Linked DNA regions of Homo sapiens: region 2 is linked to region 1. Evidence: chromatin loops called from intact Hi-C (ENCODE). Cell type or tissue: ovary. All regions are shown on one strand. Each heading gives the region's core, and the rest is flanking DNA. Links, peaks and the distances in the headings are about the cores only. Region 1 overlaps EBF1 (EBF transcription factor 1). Region 2 overlaps EBF1 (EBF transcription factor 1).

What was found. A loop is a pair of places that touch in the nucleus more often than their neighbours do. Peaks named below come from ENCODE experiments on the same cell type or tissue, not always from the same donor. Only the 100,000 strongest peaks of a DNase experiment are listed, where the experiment ranks them.
Region 2: it touches region 1 in a loop (2.2-fold over the local background); 5 of 110 quality-filtered maps call a loop at or near these places.

What each region holds. Positions count from the first base shown.
Region 1 is chr5:158,700,062-158,702,872 of GRCh38, forward strand. The region is part of intron 15 of EBF1 (EBF transcription factor 1); the gene reads right to left. Among named protein-coding and RNA genes, the nearest start is that of LINC02227, 290 kb to the left of the region's middle. In ovary, for the core only: no CTCF peak of the experiment used is centred there; a DNase peak (open chromatin) is centred at 1,578.
Region 2 is chr5:158,898,234-158,901,044 of GRCh38, forward strand. The region is part of intron 6 of EBF1 (EBF transcription factor 1); the gene reads right to left. Among named protein-coding and RNA genes, the nearest start is that of EBF1, 200 kb to the right of the region's middle. In ovary, for the core only: no CTCF peak of the experiment used is centred there; a DNase peak (open chromatin) is centred at 1,808.

The DNA of each region.
Region 1 (2,811 bases), core at 110-2,609:
CAAAGTGCTTAGCCTGGGTTCAGCTCCTAGTGAGGACCTGATAGACGTTAGCTGCTGGGATTTTTAACCCATCACTTCTGCTACTAAACTAGCTGTGTGACCTTGTGTTAATTGCTTAACTTTTCTGAGGTGTATTTGCTCTTATGTCAAATAGGCACCATCCCATGTGGCACACTTTGTGTGATTGCTGGGAAGAATAAAAGGATAACTAAGAAAATTAAAACAGGGTGGCACCTTTGAAACATGTCAAAGTGAGAGAGATGCTGACATTACAAGCAAGGGGCAGCCGTCTTTGGCTCCCAATCACGGTTAAGTGTCTTGTCAGGCAGAGAGAGTCATTGCTTTCTTTTTATGGCAAATCTAAACGTAAATTAATTAGTGTTCTTGTCAGTGATGACTGTGTCTAGGAAGTGGCCCTCTTAGTTTACTATTCTGGAAGAATGTGCCTTTAAAAAAAAAAAAAAAAGCGAACCCCAGTACCACAAATCCTGCAAGTGGACACAGGGAGGCCACCCTGGGCTCTTAGCCCCAAGACCCCCACGTTCCTCCGGCTTCCCCACCCCCACCCCTGGTATTTTAGATTCAATTAAAATGAAACCCAAAAAGTATTTTGCCAAACACTTTTTCCGTTAATTTTTAAACCCATCTGTATTCACAAGGAAATTCAATCCACATGTTTCTGATTCATTTACACGTAAATCATCCAAATGTTGTTTTGCAAGAGCCTTTTTGCAGCCCAAAAGCTCCTGGAGTCCTTTCTGTAAGCCCTCATAAGCCTTTTTTTCTTAGAAACAGGAAGTTGTCTTTTGCCAAACGCAGACCAACTTAAACCCCCAAAGACTTGAGATCAGTTGGAAATGCAGTCCCCCTAAGATTCAAGTGAGCCCTAGGTTTGACTGAAACCAGGAGCTCAGTATTTCAATCCAAGCCTTAACTGGAGAATTCGAGATGCTATCACTCCAAAGGCAAGGAGGCGCAGGGGAGTCTTTGCTGTGTGACAGCCCAGCATGGCTCTGCCTCCCCAAGGATCTTTTCATCTGGGCTGGAGGTGGGTCCAGGCACCTTTATTAAAGACAGCGGGAGTTTTAAGCCTGTGGCAAAAGGTGCAAGTCTACTTTCGCTTTCCACCAAAATCTATTCTGCGTGCCTGGCATTAAAGAGCAGTTCCCTATAGTATAGTCACACAACTCAGGCAGTATCAATATGATTCAAAGCAAAGGAAAAAGCTAATTTGGTTGGTGGGTCCAGCCAACATTTATTAGCTGGTCTGTGAAAACATCCCATTTGAATGGCCAGAATTAAAAAAAAAAAAAAAATCTAAGCAGGCTTTTGGTACCCAAATAGTGTGTTAGATCAACTAGATTAAGCCTCCACTTAGGGCCACATTAAAAGTTCTAAAGCAAAGCTAACTGATGTACCAGTTCATAGTTAACAGCGCTTTTTATTTTGGACCATTGGGGCTGCAAACTCCAGCATCCCAAGAGCCCAGGCTGCGAACAGCAGTGAGTGAATCCCCTGGGTGCGTAAGTGAGGATGGAGGTGATGATGCCAAGGGCATGCCTGGGCAGTGACTCAGCTCCCACCAAATGCCACTGGGCAGGAATGCCTGCTCACAGCCACTGATCTTCTCAAATGTTTCAAGAGAAGCTAGAGATTTAGACTTTGTTTTTTTAAAAAAAGAAATAGCCAAGTTTATACATGATAGCACAAAATTGAAATTAAAAACAAATATATGGGTCTAGGGGGTGGGTTTGGCCCACTCCTACTTTCCTACCTCGCCTTCATCAGCCGACAGACTTCTCTGAGAGTCTAATGGGAGCTATGGAACCTCTCTTCAAAAGAGGTTGTGATGTCTTGGCACACAGTGCTGAGTATCCTCATGGGGAATCTTCATGTACCCTACTTGGGCAAGACAGCATGCCACAGCATTTCTGGAACATTCTAAGGCCCATGTTGCCTACACCCAGAATTTTGCATGTAATATCAAAGCATTACTGTTCTCTAAATCCCAATCATGACTTCCTAAACTCCAAGGGCAGAACCCTTGCGGTTGAGTAAATTATGGGAAAAGATCCCTGCCTGTGGCCTCTGAGCCTAGATACCTCCAAAGAGGCCCTTTTAATAGAGAAACTCCACTGCAAAACTGCCTGAAGATCTTGAGTTTTAGGAGTTGTTTTTCTTATATCTGTGCTGCAATCTGAAGATTATGTGGGTGAGAGGGATGGGTGTCTGGAGCTTGGAATGTTCCAGCAATGCCATTGGCATGCTAACTTGCCCAAGTGGAGTGCATAAAGATTCCCATGAGGACACCACCCTCTCAGCACCATGTGCCAAGACATCACAAGACCATGGTGGCTCTGCCATTTTCCCCAGCAGCTGGATGATCATGTTCTCTGACAGAAGCTCAGAAAACTATTGCTTTGAGAGGCAATGCATTTTTCATTACCGTTTCCATATTTTTGATAAAAACAAAGACAAAACAAAGTTCTGCAGAGCTGGGAGGGTTTGGAGTGAGAGGGTGGAATGTGGTCGTACCCAAACCACCACATGTGTAAGAATTATGAGCTAATCACTCAGGAGGCTGAGGCAGGAGAATGGCATGAACCTGGGAGGCAGAGCTTGCAGTGAGCCGAGATCGCGCCACTGCACTCCAGCCTGGGCTACAGAGGGAGACTCCTTCTCAAAAAAAAAAAAAAAAAAAAAAAAAAAAAAAAGAATTATGAGCTAATCAGGAACAGGGGGGTAAGTGAGTGGGTAAATCTTGCACCGACTGAATATGTGCATGGAAAAAATGACGATTCCATAGGATTT
Region 2 (2,811 bases), core at 306-2,805, 200 kb after region 1:
TTTTGATATCTCCAGGTGCTCTCCTTTTACCAATATTTGCATTGGCAACTGTTCCACATCATTACTAATCATTTGACATCAGACTTAAGAATTTCTGACGCTGACAGAAAAGTTCTTCTCCCTCACTATCCTTTCTCAGAAATTACTCATTGTAGTCAAATGTGCCCAAGTCCCTGAAGCATATGTAATAAACCACCAACCAGAATCGGAAGTTCTATCCACCTTCAAACATTTGCTCTAACCTTAGAATGGGATCTTTCTTTTTATTTTTGCAATGCAACTTTTATTTTTCCAAACTACCCAGTACCAGAGGTTTTTCTAACTGGGACATTTGTTAGCCTGAGAAATATAGAAAACAATTGTTGGGTATAAATTCACATCACATTTTCATTTCCTTCACTTCTGCTATTTTCAAAACCTCAGACTTTCCACTGGTAGTACTGCACTCAGTGTGGCTGTCATCCACGCACTAAGCGGGGGATTATCTTTTTTGTCTCTCAGGAACCTCGCTTTTTTATTGCAGATGCAACTCTAATAGGCAGAAGTTGCCACACAATCCAACAGTGAAGATTTAGGAAGGATCCACGTTACAGGGCAGTGAAAGACTGCCTGAGGTGGTGGTCCTACCAGCCCTGCAAAAAGAAATGTGGGAACGAAGCTTAAAACAGCCCTCCCTCCCTACAGTGACAACACAACCTGCTTACAAAGAGCAGCGATAACAAGGTTTCAGCCCAAGATGCCCCAGTCATTCCTCTAATGAATGCAGAGGAACTATCAGCAGCCCAAGACTGTAGACACACAGTATACTGTTCCCCATATTGTTGAATACAAGATGCGTAAGTTATTCAATAATGTATCTGAATAATTACGTGAAAATGAAAATTACATATTAAACTATTCCAACAGGTGCCATTTTAAAATAAAACAGTTTCTGCCTTGCATATGCCTAGAAAATATTGCAATTACTTGTGAGTTAAAGCACGTACACTAGTACAAAAATATACCACCACTGGCACTGAAAACAGGCCATGGCTAAAACCATCCTAGATGTCTAATGATTTAGCATAAAACATATGTGATAGTGTAAGAGATAATCCTACTATGTTTACATCTTGCTTGTGTAAGTCTGTCAGTGGGCAATCACGAAGCAGAAAGGCATTCCCGAATGGTGGGAATCACAGGAAGCAGTAATCTCATCTGGAATTTAATAGTCTTTTTGTGTGTGTGGTTTTGATCATTTTCCTTTTATGAGTGCCGTGTGCACAGACTCTTGATTGTTTCTGCAATGGAAAAAGAAGAGGATGTCCCTCTGAATCCCAATGATCTGCTTTGGCCAAAATCAGACACCAAAGCTGTTAACGGGAAGAACACTTGCAATATAGGAAATCCTATAATGTAACGACCAATGCAATTGGTTAGAAACTCTTAATACACTCCCAAGTTGACAGAAGATGGCAGCTCCCACTGACAACTACACAGCCAAGCCTCTTCATCCATTCTATTTAGACCGAAGGAAAATGAAGAGATATTGAATGGAATATTCTAAAAGTTCTGGGTGGTCAGAGCCATGTGTTTTAGGATGGCCATTTCCATGAGAAAGGTGCGGTTTTGTGGGCAAACTTTTTAACCCTCTTCTCTTCCTACCACCCCCTACATCACACAATTAAGAACCGTGGGTGGGAGAAGATGGATTGCTCATCGCCCTCCCACTCTGTGGCCCTCTTTTGGATGGCATCATCGAACCCAGATGACAAGCTGGGAGGCAAGAGGCTTCCAGCAGCAGCATCTGGCCCTCTGGCAGATGGTCAGGCCCTCGGGTTCCCGGCTTGGGCTCCCTCCAGATGTGTCTCATGCTTGTCCTGTGTGTGAGCTTCCTCCTACCGCTGCAGGAAATTTTTCACGTGAAGACATTTTGAACCAGAAGAATTGGCACGTTCTTATCTAAGAAGATGTTCTTGTGTTTTTCCCTCTGGGGTTATATTTTACAAAGATGCCTGGATCCAAGAGGCATATGTGAATGTATCTTCAAGGCCATCTCCCTGGAGACCTGGGCGGTGGGAGAGGGGAGTGGAGGGTGCAAAACAAATTATACTGTGTCTCCACTCCTCTATCACTTTTTACTACTTTTTCCTTCCTAATGAAATCAAATTTTGATTAACACTAAAGGTAGCTCAGAAGAGGGAAAAATGATAAAAGAACTGTCATCGGAGATGGAGGAGGGCTCTTTCTCTCTAGGCAGTTCTGATTTGGTAACGACATGGGCATGAGGCCCGGAAATTGATAGCATTTGTACAACTCTGTTTTTTTCAACAAGGCAGCTACCACCTGTTTCCCACTGACCCCTAACTACTTCCTTGACTTGCTCCCTAGTCACTGCCTCAGCAGGGAGGATCCCCTGAAGCAGAGAACTAAGACAGCTATTCCCAAATTTTGATGCTAATAACAATGATCATAAAAATATCAACTGCAACAGCAACTGCCATTTATTGGGCACCAGGCGTTACACTAGGTACTTTACAAGCCTCAGTTAATGTAATCCTTACCGCATTCCAAATAAGTCTACCCATTCTACAGAAGAGGAAAGTAAAGTGGAAATAAGTAAGGTCCCGCAGATAGTATTAATAATTAGACTTGAAACGTGGTCTCTCTTATCCCAAAGCCTAAGAGATCTCTTCATTAGTCAATTGGAGAACAGCAAATCCTAGAATCTTTACTCTACAAAAAACCTTAGAGATTATCCAAAGCAACCTTACATATTACTCAAGAATGTCCCTCAGATTCTGTTTATGCTCTTCTTTTGATAATGAACTC